Linked DNA regions of Mus musculus: region 2 is linked to region 1. A link is a loop called in an ENCODE intact Hi-C map of the cell type or tissue named here. Cell type or tissue: heart. All regions are shown on one strand. Links, peaks and the distances in the headings refer to the core of each region. The heading gives the core; the rest is flanking DNA.

The links. Hi-C counts contacts between places; a loop is a spot of excess contacts. Peaks named below come from ENCODE experiments on the same cell type or tissue, not always from the same donor. Only the 100,000 strongest peaks of a DNase experiment are listed, where the experiment ranks them.
Region 2: a loop joins it to region 1, with 26 times the contacts of the local background. A loop is called at or near these places in 12 of 42 quality-filtered maps.

What each region holds. Positions count from the first base shown.
Region 1 is chr13:46,250,196-46,266,040 of GRCm38, reverse strand. No RefSeq gene overlaps it. Among named protein-coding and RNA genes, the nearest start is that of Stmnd1, 16 kb to the left of the region's middle. In heart, for the core only: a CTCF peak has its summit at 8,025 (motif pointing right); no DNase peak of the experiment used is centred there; H3K27ac peaks cover 507 bases.
Region 2 is chr13:45,537,726-45,545,725 of GRCm38, reverse strand. It overlaps Gmpr (guanosine monophosphate reductase), which reads right to left. Exons shown (of 9, transcript NM_025508.5): 7 at 6,659-6,701; 8 at 3,088-3,247. Among named protein-coding and RNA genes, the nearest start is that of Gm34582, 16 kb to the right of the region's middle. In heart, for the core only: a CTCF peak has its summit at 6,297 (motif pointing left); DNase peaks (open chromatin) are centred at 6,325, 6,625 and 6,945; H3K4me3 peaks cover 1,414 bases; H3K27ac peaks cover 3,561 bases.

The DNA of each region.
Region 1 (15,845 bases), core at 4,708-12,707:
AGATAGTAGATACAGATGGAGAGAGAGGGAGAATAGATAGATAGATAGATAGATAGATAGATAGATAGATAGATAGATAGGTAGATCAATAGATAGAGTTAGATATCTAGGCAGTTTATGAGGGTGAGTGTTGAGGCACCTTTCCTAAACAGACAAGGGTACATAGGTGTGATGGTTTGAATATGCTTGGGCTAGGGAGTGGCACTATTAGGAGGTATGGCCTTGTTAGAATAGGTGTGTCACTGTGGGCATGGGCTTTAATACCCTAGTTCTAGCTCCCTGGAAGTGAGTCTTCACTTAGAGGCCTACAGATGAAGATGTAGACCTCTTAGCTCCTCCTTGGGCCATGCTTGCATGGATGCTGCCAGACTCCCACCTTGATGATAATAGACTGAACCTCTGAACCTGTAAACCATCCCCAATTAAATGTTGTCCTTATAGGAGTTGCCTTGGTCATGGTGTCTGCTCATAGCAGTAAAATCCTCAGGCAGAAGTTGGCACCAGGATTGGTTCTAGAGGAACATAAGGGTAAGGATGAATCTTTTAAGACTCTGGAATTGGCTTAATAATTTGCCAGCACCTTAAACTACTGAAACCTCTCCGGACACACTCTCCGGGGAGTTCAGAGAATACTGAAGGCCCATGATGGAAACTACATTTCAGACTTAAAGGAGCTAAAGCCTTTGATTATCTTGATCCACCAACTGTAACTGGCAGTGAATAGGTGACCGGGTATTCAAAATTTTGTACAATTTTGGGTGAAAAAAGGAAAATGATTGCTGGGTTATTGCTTTGAGTATCCCTGGACAAATTGATGAATGGGGAGAATGAGCTGTACAATAAACTTGAACGGCTCCAGATGCGAGTAGACAATCTAAACGTTTCTAAGTGTGGCCTTGAAGAGACTCTTCTCTCCAGCAGCCACAGAACTTGAGTTGCAGAAAAATCAAACTGAAGCCCTGTTTATAAGGTTGGCTGAATTACAGCAAACATTCAAGTCTGAGCCTCAGAGGATGTCAGCAGTTAAAGTAAGGGCATTAACTGGCAAAGAATGGGATCCTATAACTTGGGGTGGAGATGTGTGGGCGGACCCTGTTGAAGCTGAGAACTTTGAATCTTCAGATTCTCAAGGGTTTACCCCACCTGAGGAAGTAGTACCCTCAGCCCCACCCCTTGAAATAATGCCTCTTTGTCATGAGGAAATTAATCCTTTAGAGTCTGATAAACTAACATTGACTTTCTCTGAGGAAAGTGCCAGTCAAGACAATACTGATGTTTCTCAAGTCCCACCAATAGTTTCTTCTAGGCCTATAACCAGACTCAAGGCAAAGCAGACCCCTAGAGGGGAGGTAGAAAGTGTAGTCCATGAGGACATGTGCTATACTACTAAGGCGCTAAATGAGTTTGCTAATTCATTCAAGCAGAAGTCTAGGGAATATGTGTGGGAATGGATTTTAAGGGTGTGGGATAAGGGTGAAAGGAATATAAAACTAGAGCAGGCTGAGTTTATTGACATAGGCCCTTTGAGTGGAGATTCTAGGTTTAATATGGAAGCTCGCACAGTTAAAAAATAAAAGGTGTTAGAAGTTTGTTTGAATGGTTGGCTGAAGCGTTTATCAAAGGATGGCCTACTGAAAAGAAGTTGGAGATGCCTGATATTCCCTGGTTTAGTGTTGACGAAGGTATTTTAAGGCTCAGGGAAATTGCAATGCTAGAGTGGATACAATGTATAAAACCTAATCCTCCACTATGGGAAGACCCAGAAGATATGCCCTTTATGAATCCTATAAGATGCAAACTGGTGAGAGTGGCACCAGCACATTTTTTTTTTTTCCAAACCAACATACTGATTTATTTAATATTATTTATTAACATTGTTTTGGAATGCAAAATTAAGTGAGAAAAACACAGCCCAAAAATACAAAGAAGGCTGGAGGGAGGTAAAATTCAGTTAGAAAATAAAATATTAGGGGCTGAGGAGATGGTACAGTGAGTAACAGGATCTGATTCAAATCTCCAGTCTGCATATGAAAGCTTAGTATGGCCACATGTATCCATAACCCCAGCATTGAGGACAGAAACTAGCTGATCCCAGGTGTTGGTTGGCTGGCCAGCCTAGCTAGAATGATGAACTTCAGATTCAACAAGAGAGACCATGTCTTACAAAGTAGGATAAAGACATCAGGTGTCTTTCTGGCTTCTGCATGCAGGCACCCATGAACACACATTCCCATAAGCACTATAAACATTATATACACAGTATATGCAGAACATAAAATGTTTTGAAGATTAAATGTCATGCATGTAGCTGGGCATGTAGACATTCCTCAGTAATTCCCCTAGATATAAAGGCAGGTGCATTTTTGTTGAGTTGAAAGTCAGCCTGGTGTAATAGCAAGTTCTAGGATAGCCGGAAATGCATAGCAAGACCTTGTCTTACCACCAAAACCAAACCAAACCTAACTGAAAAAAAAAGTGTATCTAAAAACAGAAGAGAGATGAAAAAGTAATCATTACAAAAAACTATTAGCAAAACACAGATGATAACACAAAAGTAAATTAAAATATATTTTTCATATATTAAAATGTGTTTTCATATATTAAAATCAGAGCCAGATGGAACATAAAAAGGTTCAAAAAACATATCATTCATTTGATTAATAAAAGAAAATACGCAAATACCTATGTGTAAATTTAATAGCTAGCCCATTGGTCGCTTTTCTGTTGTGATAAATACCATGCCCAAAAACCATGTTTGGAAGAAAGTTTCTGTTGGCTTAGAGCAACAAAGGATCAAGAGTTTATCATGGCAGGAGGCATGATGGCAAGTCACAGGTACAGACATAGAAGCAGGAAGCTCCTATCTGCAACCACAAACACAGTAGAGCGAGTGAACTGGAGTGGGGGCAAGGCAGTGACAAACTTCCCCTTGCAAGGCTGCACCCTTCCTTCCTCCAAACAGCACCACCAACTGGACACCAAGTGTCCAAACATCTGAGCCTACAGGGGCACCAGCACATTTGAATAATTTTGTTCTTGCCCTTTTCCTTGTGCCAGACCTTAGGGTCGGAGTTGCTGTTGCTCAATTGGATGAATTAAATGCAATGAGTTTAATTGGACCCTGAGGTAACAAGGGCCGGGTGGCAGCATTGAATCACCAGAGACAAGGTGATTGTAGCTATTATAATAGACAGTATAGACAAAACAATGTTTATAATGACCTAGCCCATAATGGTCAGCACTGGAGAGGTGAAATTTATAATGGCATGACTCATTCGGACCTTTGGTATCGGCTAACCAATTATGGTGTTTCCAGGCTCGAAATAAATAAGAAGCCTACTGCAATTCTGTTTGATCTGTATAAATCCAAAACTTCTCAAACAAATGAAAGAAAGACTATGTTGGATTGTGGCAAAAGGCAATCTTGGCCAGTGACTCAATTTCCAGACTTGAGCTAGTTTGCAGACCTAGAACCCCTTGAGTAAAGGGGTGGGCAGGTTCCCCTGAGGAAGGATCTTGATAAGATACCTAAATGTTTTGCTGTTAGCCTTTCTCAAATTCTTTCCCAGAGGGACCCACCGCCTTTTACAAGGGTAACTGTACACTGGGGGAAAGGAAATAATCAGGCTTTCTAGGGTCTGTTGGATACTGGCTCTGAATTGATGCTGATTCCAGGAGATCCTAGGAGATTCCAGGAGAAGGCATTTGCTAGATCAATAGTTGCATATCAGGTACCAGGAGATGTGTTAATAAGAAACATTGTGGCATTCCAGTTAAAGTAGGGGCTTATGGAGGCCAGGTGATTTATGGAGTTTTCGCTGATACTCCCAGTATGTCCAGTAGGTCCCCAAACACATCCTGTGATCATTTCCCCAGTTCCAGAATGTATAATTGGGATAGATATACTTAGAAATTGGCAAAATTCTCACATTGGTTTACTGACCTGTGGAGTGAAGGCTATTATGGTTGGAAAAGTTAAATCGAAGCCTTTTTTGAGTTGCTTCTGCCAAAGAAAATAGTGAATCAAAAACAGTATCGCATTCCTGGAGGAATTACGGAAATTACTGCCACCATCAAGGACTTGAAAAATGCAGGGTGGTGGTTCCCACCACATCTCCCTTTAACTCTCCTACCTGGCCAGTGCAGAAGACAGATGGATCATGGATAACAACAGCTGACTATCGAAAACTAAATCAGCTGCTGTAGCAGACATAAGTTTCCTTACTTGAGCAAATTAGCACATCTCCTGGTTCCTGGTATGAAGTTATTGATCTAGCAAATGCCTTCTTCTTAGTACCTGCCTATAAGGACTGCCAGAAGCAATTTGCTTTCAGTTGGCAAGGCCAGCAGTATATCTTTATAGTTTGCCTTAAGGATATATTAACTCTCCTGCCCTGTGCCATAACTTAGTTAGAAGGGATCTTGATAGTCTTATCTCTTCCACAAAATATCTCATTGGTGCACTATATTGATGACATTATGCTGATTGGACCAAATGAGCAGGAGGTAGCAACCACTTTGGACTCATTGGTAACACACATGCTTGTTGTGGATGGCCCTGGTGATGCCTGTATTTTGATGCTAATTCTGCTTTCCCAGGAGGGGTTGTCTGGAATGAGGAATGAGCCACCTACTCAGGCGACTTCTTGTGAACCTTCCCCCAATGAATAAGGGGCCAATCACTGGGCACGTAGGTGGAACTTCCGGGTTGGATGGAGGAAGAGAGTAAGCAGGAGAGAGTGAGGGGCTTTTTGATGGGAATAGCATAAGGACAAGATGGAGCTGCTAGTGTCTTCCAGTTTCTATGGTAGAACCGCCAGGATTTGCCACTGGAGGATTTAGATTTAATATGGCTTACAAAATTAGGATTCTAGTTGTTGTGCCCAGAGATTGAGTTACCATTGTTTCTGAACTAAGTTTGTGTGGCATTTCTCTTCATGCAGCAGTTTGACTGGGTTCCAGAGAGAAAGGTAGGGTGGCAACGCGTGGGTTTGCCAGATGTGCACCACAAAAGGCCGTGGGGGGGGGTTTAAAGCATGTGGCTGGTGTGGTAGCAACCTGCCAGTGGGAACTTAGTGACCTGGGTGGAGAGATTTTGGAGCTCCGAGTCATAGAGTCTCCATGAGATAAGAACAGGTCAGCCATTGTCTGCCAGAGCATAGGAAATATATATATATATATTTATTTCCTACAACATATGTGTATCAGAGGATGGAAGCTAAATCTAACCAAAATTCTTCCTCAGTGAAATTCTTAGGAGTTCAGTGGTGTGGGGCATGCAGATATATCCCTTCTAAGGTGAAAGATGAATTATTGCACCTGGCCCTTCAGACCAATAGGACAAGGAAAAGGCAAGGTTAAAAGTAAAATTACTCCAACTGTACAATTACCATATATCAAGATACCATGATAACTTCCCATAGCCTTTTCTCCTGGTGCATCATGGTCCAGAGAATTCAATCGCCCATCCTTGTGGAGTCATGGAAGAGGTGTTTTCTGTCCTTAAAAACAAATGACATTATATGCAACCTGGCTGTCAAGTCCTTGGACCTGGGGCACCAGACAGTGTGGGACAGGGAATCCCTGTGAAATGGACACCACCCGGGTGAGCCTCTACCCAAGTGTCTGCCCAGAGGAAGTCTCCAAGCTATAAAGACTGAATGGGGAATACACCTGAGTGGAGTCTAGGAATGGGCAAGGGACTCAGCTGAGAAGAGAGGCCAGGCAGGACAAGGATGGCTCGGATTTGTAAGAGCGCCAGAAGCTCAGGTTAGCCAGAGGAAGGGTTGTGGAGAGTTGCAGAGGCTGGAGTAGTGAAGACTCATTTACATTAGTGCAGGAGAGAGTTACCCAAAGCAGAGAGGGAAATTCCTAAAAAGAAGCAGAGAGGAGGGGGCATAGAGTTGTGGGTACCCATTCACACCAGTCAGACTGGAAGACAGATTTAGTAGTGGGAAAAAGTTAGCCTTTCCCTCTTTACTGCTTGATCTTACTTAACATGCTGTAAAAGGAAGGCCCAGCGTTGGCATGCTGCATAGCTGCAGAATGATTGCCTCGTATGCATGCATGCAAAATGCACCTAGTGCCAAATAAGAGAGAAAGAAGCAAGACCTGAAACCGAGCCCAAGCAATGAAATTGCACACCAAAAACTCAGTTCAGAAATTCTGGACCTGAAACAACCCTGTGACCCCAAAAGTAAAAACTGATTAAATCTGACATCTATCTGACGTCTTGCCAGGCAATGAAGCAGGAAAAGATGGAACCATAATTCTAGGAGACCAGTGGGACCTTTTCCAGGAATAGTATGCATGTTTGAATTCTAAACCAAGACACTAGCGTTTGTTCTAGTTTCCTTTCTGTTGCTGTGATGAACAACCACAGCAATTTAGAAAGGATTTTTCTGGCACTTCCTCCTTGTCATAGTCTATCACTGAGAGAAGTCCAGGCAGGAACTCAAGCAAGATCTTAAAGGGGAAGTCGTGGACAAACACTGATGGCTGGCTTGTCCTAAGACACATGCTTCATCTCTCCAGGAATGTCACTTCCCAAGTAGGCCGGGCCCTCCTACTATTATTATCAATTAATAATCAATTATAAGTAATCAGTCTTGTTGACCCCAGACATGTCTACAAGCCAATCAGATCTGGTTATTTTCAAAATCAAGACCTCCTTCTCAGGTGACTCTAGGCTGTGTGTCAAATGGACAGTTAAATGTCACCAGGACACATGTTTTATTATTATATCACGTACACTCATAGACTCATAGAATCAGAGAGAATGAATAGGAACATGAGAAATATCAAAAAGATCCGAATGGGCTTTTCTATTTTTTCTTTCTTTTTTCTTTTTCTTTTTTGTTTGTTTGTTTTAAAGACAGGGTTTCTCTGTATAGTCCTGACTGTCCTGGAACTCACTGTGTAGACCAGACTGGCTTCAAATTCACAGAGACCCACCAGCCTCTGTCTCTCAAGTGCTGGGATCAAAGGCATGTTCTACCACGGCCAAGGCCAAATGAACTTTTGAATCTGAAACTTTCATGTATGAGATTTAAAAAAAACAAACTGAATTCAATGGGATTAACAACCTATTAGATACTACTGAGGAAAATATGAGAGACCTAGAAGACATAGCAATGAAATTACTCCAAGTAAAACTTATGAAGGAAAAGATTAAAACCCCCAAAGGTTATCATGCACTGATGGATAACTTCACACACCCCAAATATATATATATATATATGTATGTATAACTGGAAAATACATTGAATGGCATAAAGTCATAGCACAAGACCAGGAAGGGAGAAATGAAAACATAATTGAAGTAAAGAAAAAAAGCATGGTAATATCTTTGGATAAGTTTCCAAAGATTAAAAAACCAATTTCCCCAAACAAACAAAAACAATGCCACAGCACCTTCCCCTCCCCCCTCAAAAAAAACCTACTCTTCCAAGTAACTGACAGGTTAGTTGTGTGTGGTATCTAGCTCATGTCTGCAGTCTCAGCTCTTGGAGGCTGAGGCAGGAGAATAGATGCCAGTTTGAGCTAGCCTGGGGCACATAATGAGTTCTAAGGCAGCCTGGGCTCCTTAATGAGACTTGTCATAGAAGCCTGAAGCCACTTGAACAACAACACTTCCTAAGGACATGTGGCAATGGTTGCCCGTGATTTCAGAAGTCTCGTAGTTGGCAGTAGTTAGTTCTGTGATCTCATACATAATTTTTCCTGTCTGAACATCTAAGCATGGACCTACCAGCTCCTGTTGGATTCTTTTCCAAAACCAAATAGCTATGCCAATTGTTTATTGAGACAGTGCCAGAGAAGGGACAACAATGTTTTCAGGTCTCCTTTAAGAAAAGGGTGCTGGTTGGGGCGGGGGAGACTCCCTTTCTAGCTTTACTCTGAGACAAGTGAAGGTGAGGACTCTCTCCCAGCCCTCTGTGGAAGCTGGAGTCCTTCTGGACTAACAGTGGCTTTTGGGATGCTGCTGCTGTGATTAAGTCACCAAGAGCCACTGGGGGGCGATATCACCGCACCGATACTGAGTGCTACTCTTGCTTTTACTGTGTCCAAAGCTCTGAGTAAACTTAGGTGGTGGGTGATCTGGTGCATCTGTCTATGCTACAATTAAGTCCTAATGCACTAATTATGTCTCCTCTCAAAGTAACAGTGATAATCAGTGGAAGCAGCCAATACAGCCCGGCAGACTTCTGAGCTGGGTGCATTTGCTCCCTTTTCTTGTTTCCCTTTTATAGAGGACTCTTTGGAAGAAAGTGGGAAATGCCTGGGCAGCAGGTGGAGATGCCTAAGAGGCAAGTTTATCAATATACTCGAGACCAGCCACAGGGTGATCTTCCCAGCATCTTTCTCAAAGAAACATGCCTGGAGTCAGACGTTTGGAGTCCTATTTCTAAGAGCTCTGACTATCCTTTAGCTCCTCCATGAGTCTGCTACATTTAATAGAGGCTTCTTAAGTTCCTAATATAGGCTTCAGGTACTGTGTCCTGCAGAGATAGCCGTAAGGATACAATGTAAGCAGTAAGGATACAATGTAAGCAGTAAGGATACAGAGTAGTCCCTGCTCCAAGGTACCAGAGTCTGGTGAGGATGAAGACAACAGATTAATGATCAAATCTCTAGTCTCAAATCCCACAGATGACGTGAGGAAGAGTCTAAGTGCCTGTGAGATGGTCTAGCACAGGAAGGGATGGTCAGAAACTGATATCTGAGGGACAGATGAAGGAGCAATGCTCTAGGTTGTCCCCAAGGAAACCTGGATTAACCAGAGAGACATGATGTCCTTTAATGACAGGGCACTCTCCAGATAATGTTAAGAGTTTGAGATCTTTTTTTTTTAATTTGGAAAATTAAATGTTGAGTGATCCATTCATATCTTTGCAAGGTCAGTCTGGCTTCTGTTTTTGGGAAAAATGTTTGGAAGGGAACTGGGGTCAAAGCAGCGGGAATAACGAAGAGACAGGGAGACAGTCTCATCATCAGGAGACATGTGACAAATGCTTCACAGAGAAGAGAGGACAAAACAGATCCCAGACACACAGTGAGCAAAGCAGGTGAGGCAGGAGCGAGGCGTCAAAGGTGACCCTTTAGCATCTGACGTGGGATGTGGTGGAAGGAGGTGACATTTACTGAACTGGGGAAGAGGGGATGATGAACAGAAGAAGACCGAGGGCTCAGTTTCAAACATGATCATTTTGGATGTCAGGAGACATTCGAGTGGGGGAGGTAAGGGGTTGAGGGAGATGATGTAAGGTCAAGACTCAGTCTTAGGAATCACCAGTGAAAAGCCCCAGAAATAGATGAGATTACCTCAGGGACACTACAGCAAGTGCACTAAGAACCCAGGAGGACCAGCTAAGAACCAGACCTTGTGGCTGGGGGGGGGGGGGGGGCAGTGTATAGAAACGGAGGGAAGATCTTTTCAGATGGAGTCACTTGGGTCAGGAGAACTTTCACAGTACACTCTAGAGTCCCCTCAGTAACTAAAAAACATTATTCAGTTAATCCAAAGGATGTATAATCCAGCTTAAAGTTTGAAAAGGAAATGGCACATGAGAGTCAGAAGTAATATTGATGTCATATTGGATTTCCACAGCTGCGATTGAATGCCGGTCATACACAACCAAAAAGTCGAAGGGTCCATTTGGGCTCACTGTCTTAAAGGATTTTTGTCTGTGGTCATTTGACTTGATGGGTTTGGGCAGCAGAGCACTGGAATGTCTTCGTTTAACTGTTGACAGGAAGTACAGGGAAGCAGACAGGAAGAGGTCAGGGCAAACATACCTCAAAGGGCAGGAGTCTGGCGACCTACTTCTGTAGCCAGGCCTAACATCGTAAGGTTTTCAGAAATTCCTCAAATCGCACCTCCAGCTGAGCGTTCACTCATGAACCCACTGGGGGAACATTTCATAGTGAATCATAACAGATGGGTTGTGGATTTAGACTCGAGAGGTAAAAATTTAAAACTTGGAAGGACGCTTTCAGGATTTTAGAACACTAAACATATCTTTAAACACACAAGTAGAGAACAACTGTCCAGGATAAGAATGATAAATACAACTTTTAGTGTTTAAATCTAAGAACTGTTTCACGGGGACTTGTGGTCTGAGTTCAGCCTTGCAGCTGGGGTGTATGAGCGCTGCTTGGGCAAACAAAGGGGTGGGGCTAGGCTACATACCATCCTTATCACCATCAGGGTGCAGGGATGGCAGAACTGAGCCTAAGATGGGGGCCCCAGCCAGGGTAAGAAACTACGCAGGCTGAGGATCCCTAGTTCCCGGGCACCCAGGTGCTGATAGGAACCTCGAAGAGTTGGGATTGTGATGAGCAGGCAGGGGTTGGGGTGGTAGGGCGAGGATGGGGTGTTGGGGGAATCCAGCTTAGCTCAGGGTGAGTGTCTGGAGTGCTAGAGGCCTTCTGCAGGGGACTTATTTGGTGAGGCTCTGTATGATGAAGCCTCTCTCCTCCCCCATGGCGGTTCTTGATGGGAGAGATGGTCCTTGTCCAAACTATTTACAGGTAGTAGAAAATAGATATGTAGGAGTTACTCAGGGTAGACCAGAGATTTAATACCTTTTACAGAAAGGAAGGTCTGGAAAGAGAAGCTTATTGACCCACCAGGGCCTTTCTAGATACTTCATTAACATGGAGAACTCTTTGCTTTGTACTGTGTCACTAGTTGAAACGATCCCCATGAGGAGTGTCGTGGCCATGTGCCCCAGGACAGGAACCAGGTCAGGAATAGATAAAATGCCTACCATTCTCAGACACGGAAATTACCGGGGTTTCTAAATCCACTCAACCTTCCCAGTTTTTGTCTGGTGACACTGTTCCACCGGCACCACAGGGGCTGGAGCAATTGCTGAGCTGTTATGAGCCCATACTGCTCTTTGCAGAGAACCAGAGTTACATTTCCAGAACCCATATCAGGCGGCTCAAAACTGCCTGAAACTTCAACTCAAGGGGACTCAGCATACTTCTCTGGCCACGCACGCACGCACGCACGCACGCACGCACGCTCGCACGCTCGCAGACACATACAGTCACAAAGCCAAAATGAGTTGACTATCTCCACCAGGGATTCTCCAATGCCACCTCTAGGGATGTAGAGAAACACTTGCCTGTCTGCCCAGACCTTTGGGATGGTCACAATATCTGTGTTTATATCACATAGAACCTGGAAACAGCCCAGATAGCTGTCTCAAGATAACTGATAAAGAAATTGTGGCATATTTACTGAAACCCAACCCAACACACCACCATCTGTAATGGGAAGCGATAAGCTATACCACTGTCTGATACATTTTAGTGGGCAGAAGATTGCTTACCGAGTGTCTAGTCAAAGCCTCAGAACATAAACACGGGCTCTAGAGAATAAACTGTACAAAACAATGGACCAAAATGAGAAACACATAAAGCAGACCCATAGCAGAGTTCTGTTTGATTTTTAGCCATCAGAGCATTTTAAAGGAGATGGCTATAATTACAAGATGTAGCTCCAAGATGTCCCTCAAATGCTTGGGCATGAGACTCCTTGCTTCTCTTTGCAGACAGGGATACTGTGTGAAAAATTTGAGAGGTAATGACTGAGGCTTCAGTGGGCGTGAGAGTCACACAGAAAGCCACGCAGAGAATAGGAACCGTATTTTGGGACTTGGAAGCATGCACATTTTCTACCTTCCCACATGGCATTTAACTCTTAAAGACTGTTCATTTCAGTTCTAGAATGTTCTATTCCACTGTGCTCTGAGTGGTGCATGCAATAAGGATGTGTCTATTTGATGCAACAGACATTGCAAATTGCTTCAGACTATAAATAAGACTATATTAAAACCAGTGGCAGCGTCCGCCTTCAGCTGGCCTGGTGGATCGCTCCACTCCATTAGGCCATTCTCTTGGTGAAATTTGGAGCTGTACAACTGGACTCAAGATTGCATTAATTCTGTCCTTGCCCGGGAAGACATTCCCATCTACGCCTGCTTTCTGTTTGAAGGATGAGTAAAAGGGAGATGTGGAGGTGTTGCTTGCTTCCAGAGCCTAAACTCACAAGTGGAGTCTTCTTGCTTCCTATTCCGTCAGAGTAAATGGTGCTACTATTTTTGGTTCAGTGTTCTTTTCCATTTCTGGTTATCATGATCAGAGAGAGGGGTAGGGAGGAGGGGAAGGAGAAAAGAAATTCTACTTTGTTCCTAAGATACTCTCTGATCTGCCAGGCATCTTGCTGGTTGTTATCCCAGGAACTCTCTCACATGCTATGTCCCTTGGCTGATGATGGTGTGTGTGTGTGTGTGTGTGTGTGTGTATGTGTGTGTGTGTGTGTGTGTGTGTGTGTGTGTTGGTGTATTTGTTTAGCTATTTTATTGAGTTCTTATGTCTACTACCCTTCCAACCTTTATTCTACCCTAATCTACTCCAACCCACAACAGTAGGTAGGAGAGGAAGAAGGTTAGAGGGAGAAAGAGAGTATAGACCTCTTTAGACTACTTCCTGCTGATTAAGGGTCTTGAGTTCCTTGGGGCAAGTTCAATCCCCATGGTCAGGATATCCAATTTCTTCTTGTCTCTTTGCTCAGGACAACTTGGCAAACTGTAGCAGCAGCAACAGCGACCAAGAGCAGCATCAGAGACCAGCATTAGGGGGAGCAGCAGATGTCACAGGCTCTCCTGGGGTTCTCCCATTTATCCCTTCTCCAGAGTCTCCAAGTTTAAACTATCTGCAGCTGCAAAACCCATGCCCCTCCTAGAGAACAACAGTTGTAGCGGCTGTGGACAAACTGAAGCAGCCCATATCCCTTGCCTGGGGTTAAAACAAAACCATGTTCACAGAACATAACTGGGCTTTAAAAGAAACCAAAATCTCACTGCTTGTGTGTATACATGAGTGCACTCGTGTGTGTGTGTGTGTGTGTGTGTGTGTGGTGTGCTCATGCATGCGGATTTGGGTGCACTCGCCCAGGTAGCATGTGTGAAGGCCAGACCTTGACATCTGGATGTCTTTGTCAATTCTTTCTCTACCTTCTTTTTTAAGACAAGGTTTCTCCCTGAGTCCAAAGCCTGTTGCTTCTGGTAGGTTGGCTGACCAGTGAGTCCCCAGGATCTGCCTTTCTCTATCCTTATCAAAAGCACTATGGACACACCCCTCCATGCCTGTCATTTTACATGACTGTTGGAGAGCCGAACTGAGGCCCGCCTGCTTTGCTCAGCAAGCATCTTACCTCCTGAGCCATCTCCCCATTTCCCCAGCCTCTATCCACTGTGTTTTTCATGAAAGAAGCATTGTATACATGCACGGCATATGGGGCAATGTCACCAAGCTCACCTCGGACTTGACACTGACTGTTCCTGAGTGGGGAGAAAAATGGGAAATGATAGTTCAACAAGGGTCCTGAACATGCCCCTTCTGGGTGAACGAGTCCAGCATGGTCCCTCAGACTTCAGTACCTTCGTTCAGCTGTACCTTCTCTCAGAAATGTCTGACTTCTTCATCCACAGGGGTGGGGTGTGTGGAGTGGGATGTAGTGTGTGTGTGTGTGGGGGGGGTGAGTGTAGTGCTAGGTGATGTGGGGGGAAGGGGCTCCTGTTCCTTCAATGGCCAGTGATGTTTTGTTTTGTTTTGTTTTGTTTTGTTTGTTTGTTTGTTTTGTTTCCCTCCGAAGCTTTTATAAAAAAGCCAGGCTTCTCCTCTCTGCTCTCTGGAGACTTCTTGCCCTTCATTCACATAGCCTGCCTGGACCCTGAGACGCTTGAGAGCAGGGATGAACGTGCCCCTCCACAGGTGTGCGTTCCTTACTTTTCTCATTGCTTGATGCGATGCCTAACAAAAGCAGCTTAACAGAGAGGGGGAGGGAGAGAGAGAGAGACAGACAGAAAGACAGAGAGAGACAGAGAGACAGAGATAGAGAGAGACACAGAGAGACACAGAGAGACACACACACAGAGACAGAGAGACAAGAAGGAGAGAGACAGAGATCTAGTTGGTTCACGGTTCAGCAAAAGCATTTTACTATAGCTGAAGAATGGGGTCCTCTCTGAGGTTGCATGAGACTGCTTGCTCCTTCTTGCCAGTTAAGAAGCAGAGAAAAGGACAGGTACTCAGCCAGGGAATATTACACCAATGAAACAGGATGGGTTGTGCTACTTTCCACCCTTCCCAGATCGATCCTTTGCTTCCATTCTTGTGACCTTATTTCCACTACTCTTGATCTATTATCGATGTTTCTTTTACTATCATTGGACCCTCCTTAGCCACAACCCCCACACAAGGTTCTAGAAAGTCGGGTGGGTATCTAGGTGGTCCAGGTGATTTCCTTATCACCCATGCTGTGGGGAATCTGTGATCTGTGGATTATTCCTGCACAGTATCTTCTGCCCCATTACCCGGGAGAGCTAGGTGTTGGCTTTTATTTTGCTTGGCAAGACCAAACAGATACAAAGCTGAACAGTATTCATATTGTATTGAAGTTAAAGGGTGTTATCTCCTCGCTAAGTGAATGGGTTCCCTGCAGATGTTCTTGATTAAATCTACCATTTCTCGTCACTAAGTGTACCACTGTGGACAAGTGAATTGCTTTAGGCAAGGCTTCTACAACAGCATATCAGGCAATTTAAACAACCACTATGAAACCCCTTATAGTTCCAGAGGCTCAAAGCCCAAACTGAAGATGTTCATTCACTCTGTTTCTGATAAGGGTTCTCTTCTTGGCTTGGTTGACCGATCTCTTCTCAAAGATGTAGAGAAAGATAGGAAGGTGGGTAGATAGGTAGATAACAGATAACAGGTAGGTAAGTAGACAGATATGTAGGTAGGTAGGTAGACAGACAGGTAGATAGGTAGACAAGTAGGTAGGTAGATGATAGATATAGATAGATGGAGAGATAGAGATAGATAGATAGATAGAAAATATCATATCTTTCATAGCTCTTCTTATAAAGGCACCAGTACCTCTAATAAGGGCCTCAACCTTATGATTTAATTGTTCCTCCATTCCAGCTCCAAATAAAACATGACATTGGCTACCAAGACTCTGGTACATGGACTCATGGGAACACAAACATTTAGTCTGTCACTTCTTCTCTGCGGTTCAGTTTCCTTATCAGTGAGTGGATCAAGAGTAATGACATTGATTGGGATTATGTCAAGAGAATCCAAATGGATGTTCTTAAAGCTCTTGATAACAAACACTGTGCAACGTCTTGTTGCTGTTGACGACAACGACTCCCAAGTTTGCCAAAGATGAAGAGCTGCATCAAAGGGGATCTGTGTCAGACCAGGTCAGCAAAATGCTAGAGAAATAACATGCAGGAAATAGTCAATATTCTGACACCAGACAAGCCCAAGTTATGCAAAAAAAGGGGGGGGATTAATTGGTCAGGTTTTGAAGTTTAAACCCTCATTTTTTCTGTTTTTAAATTTTGATTGACCAGATGAGGTCCCTCACGTATCTCTGTATTCCGGAACCGCATCTCAAGGATCATTATCTCCAACTAGCTAATGTTCAGCTGTAACAAGCATTACCTTCTAGTTTTAGTTGTTTATTTTATCTTTATTCTTTAGGTTTTATTCTATTTTATGTTTATGAGTGTTTCTCATGCATGGATGTGTGCCATGTTCATGCCCAGTGCCCTCAGAAACAGGGGCATTAGATGCTCTGAAACTTGAGTTGATTCTGTTGTTGTGAGGCAGCATTTGGGTGCTAGGAACTGAACCTGGGTCCTCTTGGAGCACCAAGTATGCCTCAGTGCTAAGACACCTTTCTAGGCTTGCCTTCAGTGTTTAGGATTGCCAGATCTGAAGAACTCCTCTATCCAATGCCCATAACATTCACCTTCTAT
Region 2 (8,000 bases), core at 1-8,000, 720 kb after region 1:
CTATAAAATCACTCCTGCTCTTTCCTCATAAGCCCCTCCCACCCCCAGTTCTCCCACCCTTTTGGTTTGTTTCATTGTGATCCATTGAGCTGATTCACTCAGTAGGGTTATGTCCTTGAGCACGGGGCACCTCACCACTGGTCACACCATTGAAGAAAACGACTCCCCCTGGCAACCATGAATTGCCCGTAACTCCTTGGAGAGGGGCGGGGTGCTGCAAGGCCCTTCCCCATCCAGTGCCAAGTCTTATCCAGCTAACAAAGGCTTTGGTGAGTGTGGGAATGTGTCAGCAATGTTAAACCCACAGGGTAGTGTTTCACCCACTCTAACATCCCTACTGAGACCCTGAAAGATGAGGTATCCCTCCAACCCTATAAGAACTTCCCTGTTCACGGAGGAGAGAGAGGTCTTGGTTAGCAATATGAGATAGAGAGATAGAGCGCCCTCACCCCCAGTCCCCAGTAGTGACATTCTCCCCTAACCATATTCTTCCAATCTTATGGTTTCTATTTGGGAACCAACCACCAAATAGCCTAATTCCTCCCTGGGGAAAACAGAGCCGACTGGGCTGCCTCCCGCCCGCTACCACCTCCTGCCACATTCCCTCCATCCATCCATCCATGTTGGCTGATAGGAAAAGCACAGGGCTTGCCTTCCTAAGCATCAGCTCTATGGCTGCTATGTATCCTCAGGGGAAGCACTATGGGAATCACAGGCCTGCCTAAGAGCTACAAGGTTCTGCCCTGAAGATGCAGTAACTGCACCCCCACAGCCTGCCAGTCCTTTGCCAGGGATGCCCTTCGCCAGGTTCTACAGGTTCTACCATGTGCCAGGTCCATTTGTTTCAGTCTCTCACACCCCCATTGCCCAGAGCCGGGGTTGAGAGGTTATGCTCGGATAACACTCAGAACTGCAGGTGGTATCTCCACATTTTCAGAGCCGTGCATAGAAATTCAGGCTGGGCCTAATGTGCAAACACTAAGTGACATCAAGCTCTCCCCTTGTCCTTCATCCCAAGAACATCGCAAAACACCTTGTACAGTACGTCAGACCTTGATCCTGCAAAATGGAGACAGGCTCTGAGCATGCTTGCACAGAAGCACTGCAGAAGGCGAGGCCCCAGGCAAGCCCTAACAGGTACCTAAAAGTTCTAGAACTTTCTGTGCCTAGTCATTGGCTAGAACATAGGAACTCAGTCTGAAACTCACTGCCTAGAATACAAATGGAATGTGAACTTGTCTTCACCTAACGTGTGCTCCCACACCCTGCATGAAGTGTAACACCTTAAATCATGGGCTGGGTGACAGGCTGTTTAGAGGCTAGGACAGAGGGCATCTAACATGTCTAAGCTGGCTCAGATCTCAGAGCTCTGTGACCCGAGAGCCACATACCTGTGTGCACCCATGACAGCTGCCATGACAGATGGTTCAAGACCTTCCCAAGTTCTTTCCTCTTTGCTAAGGTGATGGCATTTTTTTAATGAGTAACCCACTATGGGACCCCAACGTCTACTCACCTGTAACACTCATGTAAGTGCTAATGACTGACGAGAGGCTAGCACAGCACTAATGACCAGGCAGCAGTGAAATCTGAGGTCAGAGGAGGGATTTGAACTCATGTCACAATGTTACGGCAAGGTTGCAAGTGGGAGAGAGACAGCAGCAGGATAAGGTGGTGATGCTCAGGCTAACTGTAGGTGGAGGTCCTGCTTCCTTCAGCATTCTCAATGAAGAACTCTAAGATCTGAACCCGCTTCCCAAACTGAGGCTCAGTGTTTCCCTGACACCTCCACCCTGCTGAAGTCCCCAGATGGCTTCTCCCTCAGCTCCTGGCTTCTGTATTGTTACAGCCTGCCCTGCCTTTCTCTGTCCACTGCTCTTTTGGGAGGACTCGAAACAGCTGGAAGGCAGGAACATGTACTTCAAATGGAGCATAGAATGGCCACTCAACCACGTGGCTCAACATCATCTTGGCCCAGCATGCCACATGGCCCTCAGAAGGTGACTGTGCCTGCTGGAAAGACAGTGGGCTTCTTGGCCAGAGAATCCAGGAAACATGATAGCAGGAAGGGGTCCAAAAGCAACACTAAGTAAGGGTTGTGTGGCACTTCCCACTGAGACCAACTCCATACCTCTTGCTCCCCCAGCTCCCCCTTCCATGTTTGTCAAGGTTCCCACTTGAAGAGAAGTGACTAGGTGAAAAGGCAGCGGCAATCAGATTGTCATACTTCCCACCCTACCCACTACTGCCACTCAGTGGAGTCGTGTGGCTTCTCCTTACATGAGGTGCCAGAATCCCACTCCCTGGGAAGAAACTTCGGACTGTTGGGCAAGTGTCTGGGCACAGAAGGTGTGAGCCAGCAAGGAATAGGCTTCCCATCCTCCTGTGAAGCCAGCTTTTCTTTAAGCACGTGAGACATTCTGCCCCATGTCCTTCATGGAGTCTATCCTCAGAGCTGGCTCTGATGAGCTTCAGGGGCAGGCTCTAAGGAGCAGGGCAATGCATCAGGTCTGCTCTGATGTGGATTTGTTTAAGCATCCATGAGGTTACTCTGGAAGTGAATGGAAAAGACCAGGTGGCCTTGGCGAGGTTGGGAGTTTTAAAACTGCACCTCACCCTAGAGTCTTGATTCTGCAGTTAGGTGATATGGTTAACCAGCTGAGAACATTGCCTGTGTCAACTGTCAGAGCCCGTGGGGCAGTAAACGAAACACTGTAGATGACAATATCCTCCAGGAAAGCTCCTGTCTGTTTGCTACACATGAAAGACCACTCTTCATCCTCAGAGGGTGAATTATCTTAGGCTAGAGATGGAGGGTGACAGAGGCTGTTCAGGGAGGGATCTTTTGAGACAAGGCAGGACTCATGTGTAACCACAGGAGGCTGGGTCATCCCCTCCCTGGCTTAGACCTTGTAATCATACCTCTGCCTGTCCCACGCTTGCTGTGGTAAATGCTAGCAGAATGTAAGTCAGTGCTTCGTACAAAGATGCTGGGTCTATATTTCTAGCCCCTCCCATAAAGGACAAGAATACACAGTGGCTCTAGCCAGACTGGTGGACACAGCCTAAGCCATGCAGTAGCCATACCTGTACTCGGCGACGCCTCCTGCGTGTTTCTTCATGGCTGTGTCTGAGCTCATGCCATAGAAGAGTTTCAGCTTCTGCCCGTTCCTCTCGATCACCTCACCTGCACACTCGGTGTGGCCTGAAAACATGCCTCCCAGCATGACAAAGTCTGCACCAGCTCCTACACGCCAACGAGTGGACAGAAGGACAGGGCAGAGGTAGGCTCAGAGAGTATAGCATCATCTAGAAAGAGGGTCTTGTCCATTTCATGCTCCCTGACTCTAAGCATGGTTCCGTGTCCATCTAAGACTGAAGACTGAAGGAAATGAGGGAGGGGAGAGACAGTCAGGAGTGCCTTGAATGGATCAGGGACTGGCTATGAAACCTTCCAAACAGGTCTTGCTCCTTTACATCCAGAGAGGCCTGGAAGATTGCGTGCATCTTACAAAGCATATCCTATGACCTTGAATTCGGTACTCTGACTGCAGGCTGGGGATGAAACTCAGTTTCCTATCATTCAGGAGGCCCTGGGTTTGATCCCAGCATAAACCAGGCATGGTACCATTTGCTTGTAATCTCAGCACTTGGGAGGCGAAGGCAGGAGAACAAGAAGTTACTCAAGATCATCCTTGGCTATATATATAGCTAGCCTGGGCTACTTGAGACCTTATGTCAAAACCAAAAACAATTCAACAAAATTTCAATTGATTTTCTATATTGCTGCCCTTGGATAACTATGGGTGTCAAATATGATGCATTATACAGTTCAGTTTGTATGTTGCAAGCTGAGGCCTCTGGGAAGTCATGCAGGTTACAGACATGAAGTTCTCGGTAGCCCTGTAAAACAATTGCTCTTTCCCTATGTGAAGGCTCAGTCAACCTATAGTACAGCAGGAAGATCCTCTCGAGGGCTCAGGCAAGTACTGATGCATCTTGGGCATCCCACACTCCTCAGCCATGAACCAAATTAACTTCTGTCAACTGAACAGTGGACTAAGAATTGAGACACTAACAATGATTTTTCCCTCGGAGTCACCAAGGGTTCCATTTGGAACTAAACTGGTCCATAACAGAATGCAACAGCATCTTTTATTTGTCTGATACAACTGTCATCTCCGAGGCCCACTGCCTCAGTCTGCTAACCTAGGCCTAGCCCTGGATGCTTCTAGCCTCTGGACAATCTAACCTAGGCCTAGAATGTCTTCAGCTCCGAGACTTGCTGCTGAATAAGCTCACCCTTTCTTGTTCTGCCTGAACTCTGGCTGGCTGGTTCAACTCAGCTGTTCTGACTCAAAATTCCTCTCCAAGCTGGCGGATTCACTCTGGACCTCTAACTGAATTGCTCTGCTTGGCCTCAAACTCTGAAAATCTGTTCCCATCTTCTGGCTTCTTCTCGTCTCTCTGGCTCGTTTTGTCTTCCCCTGTGTCGTAGCTTGTTCTCTCTGCAACCTGTCTCTACAACTCTCCAGTGAAACCGTCTCTTTCCTCTCTCCATCTGTGTGGCTCCTCCTTATGTTGCCTCCCCTCTCTCCTCATGAGAGTTGGGCATGTCCTATTCTGTCAAATCTTTCTCTGATTCATCACATTGTCTGCCACTCCATTAGACATCGCTTTCAAACATGGCTGGCTTCTTCTACAAACTAAATTTACCTTCATTGTTTGGGATTAAAGAGGTGGACTAAGAACATGTCTATATTCCAGCTAGAGGGATTAGAGGTGTGTGCTAAGGACTGAGCCACACCACAATTAGAAATAGTTCCCTCACCCCATTCCCCATCCCCCAAGTAAATAACACAATCTCAGGGCTCATGGTGTGATCAAATATCCTGCAAATGGATGCCGAGTAACAGGGTGAATGACAGACCAATAGTAGGTGAGAAGCAGCCTTGATGTCTCTGCTGGGGTCATCTGAACACTTATAAGGAAACACACACAAGCCCAGGGTAAGCACTAAGTCAATTCTACTCTGCTCCATCTGTTAGAAGGCGATGCTGTGTGGAGCTGACCCTGGTAAGCAAGGCATGGACTCCACAGTGTGCCACTAGCAGCTCTCAGACACCAATGCTGACCCCCGCCTCCCGCTGTGATTTTTTTTCTTGTTTTATTTTCAGACAGGGTTTCTCTGTATAGCCCTGGCTGTTCTGGAACTCACTTTGTAGACCTGTTTGAGGCTGGTCTCGAACTCAGAAATCCGCCTGCCTCTGCCTCCCGAGTGCTGGGATTAAAGGCTTGCGCTACCAAGCCTGACTCCGCTGTGATTTTTAAGGAGGCAGTGAGATAACTAGTCTGGCCAGACCTTCAGATGAAGAAAGTCACCAGCAGGAACCCTGAGCACAGATCTGCTCTACACAACTGCTTAAACTGGTTCCCGGTGATTTGTATTTCTCAACGCTCAAATTGCTTCCCAGCTGGCTTTTCCTAGACGAGGTCCTGCTCTCTTTCCTTGGTGCATGCAGGACTACACTTTAAACAGAGCAGGTCAAAGGCCTGAGGAAAGCTGAGGACAGCACCAAGCCTGGGGACATGGTACCTCCTGAAGGACTGTAGCTTTTTAGTGTGTTTAGCTCCCACTTAGTACTGTGGTCCATGGGGCATACCCGGAGGAAGCCCACACTAGGTAATGCTTAAGGATAAGGCCCTGCAGCTAACTGTGGGACTGTGACCTTGTCATACCCTGGATAGGCAAGATAGAAGAGGGTTTGTTCTCTCTTTCACAGCAGATCTAGGGGCAGGCATTTTTTTTTTATGCTATACGTTGGGTTGCTAAGAAACTGAGCCAGCAGGATCCTCCTCTATCACTGCTGTAAAAACAGACCAAGGGCTGGTGGGATGGCTCACCAGGTAAAGGCACTTGCTCACAAGCTGAAACACCCCCAGACCCACACGGTGGAAGGAGAGAGCTGATTACTATACAATGCACACAAATACAACGTAACTCTAATGTTTGTGTTGTTGTTACTATGACAAAAAGTTTTCTACCACAGTGTGTATGTGTGTGTGGTGTTGTATAGTGTACAGCTGAACAATCTGAGGCTGGGCAGGTAGTTCCCGTTTGTGGAAAGGGGGCAGCACATACGGGCTCAGCAGCTCTGTTTTACCCCCCTTCTTGTGAGATGTTAGTGTGTGGCACAAACAGGGAGCCCAGAAGCCCTACAGCAGAGACCTTGATGGGTTACAGCAGACACTACTGCCCTCTAGTGGGAGGCAGGCCTGGTCAACCTTCCACCAAGACTGGATCCAGCCAGGATGAGGTGGGGGCTGCTCCAGGTGGTGGTATCTGCACAGCGGAGCCAGAGTCACGGGAGCGAGCGCTGGGCATTCCCCTCTCTTACTGAAAACATCACAAGCCGACCCACTCCTAGCTCGCCATCCCCATTCTGGGCTCCCGGCTTGCTCAGCAACAGACCCGAAGCAAGCTGAGCCGGGAATTGGTTAGACAGAAATGAAACCCCCCGGCAAAGAAAAGTCCCGATGAGCTCAGAAGCCCCTCGGGGGTTCCCTTCTCCATCTGGTTCTTCCAAGCTATCCAGAGCTCCTCCTTCCCTGTCAGCCCCTCTCCCCCTTGTGGCAGAGCTGTGTCCCTCGTACTTACCAAAGGCTTTGGCGACATCTCCTGGACATGTGCAGCCTCCATCCTTCAAAGGAAGGAAGGAGAGAATATCAGTAAGGTGGGAACAGGCCAGACCATGCTCACCAGTGAGGAGGAAGTAACCAGGAACTACCTCCCATCCCTACCCAAGCAGCTGGCCCAACACTACCCTCACTTTGACGGTCAGAGGCCGTCACCCCTGCCCATCCACCCTCTGGTCTCAAGCACCTATGTCTGGGGAGGAGGACAAAGTGTGTCAGACTGGCCACTGTCCCCCGCTACACCATTATATAACATGCCCAGCCACTCCCTGCTCCCTCCTCCTCCCCGCTCAGAAGCCACCCCTCCCTGCCTACAGAGAGGTGAGATTTTTTTTTAGTCTGAGCGCTAGATTATTTTAAGAGCTGAGAAAAAGGGCACGGAGCTGGCTCCTCTATCTTCTCAGCTGCCTTGCATCTCCAGTCCATCAGATGTCCTTAAAAACAAGTGCTCATTGCTGACATCCACTCTGCCCACACAGCACAGGCTGGCCTCACAGGCAGCATGATAAGCTGCAAGCTTAGGTTACAGTCACTGACTCAAAGTTCCTAGGATACAGCCTTTACGTGCTTCCTTATTAGCGAGACCCCCAATGTGCAGGCTGCGATTTACTATCCTAGCAGAGCCTGGGTGATATGGAAAGAGAAGGGTGCCAATGCTCTCGAGTGCCAGCAAAGCACAGAGAGACAGACAGCCCGGGAAGGAACAGGAAGAGATGGGGACAGTGAACAAAGTGACAGGGATGTAGCCAAGCACAGCGTGGGCTTGACAAACGCCAAGACCTCAGAAGGAAGGCCCTGTCTTCATAAAGTGGGAGCCAGCTACACGGAGCTGGACATTTGGTTTAGGAACACATTATGTCTGTGGGGTAACAGGTGAAAGTCGGCAAGGCAACCACCTCTTGAGTTGCAGGTGGGGACATCTAGCTACAAGAGGGGCAAGACCCTTCCTTGCAAAGAACATCTCACCCCGAAAGTACTAGGCTCTGTGACTCGACACTCTTCTGTTTGGCCGGAGACAGAGTCTCACTATGTCAACCTCCTGGGTGCTGGGACTACAGGCCTGCACCCCCCACACACACACACACATACACTAAGGATAGTCTTTCTCCATCACCTAATTGGCCCTCACACTCCAAGGAGGAGGGTTCAAAGCCTGCTGCTTAGCTATCCTTGCTGATAGATGTCTGTGAGCCTATCACTCAGAATGCAGAGGCAGGAAGATTCAGAAATCAGAGACAGACATCATCAATATATATGTATAATATATATATATATATACACATAATATTATACATATAATATAT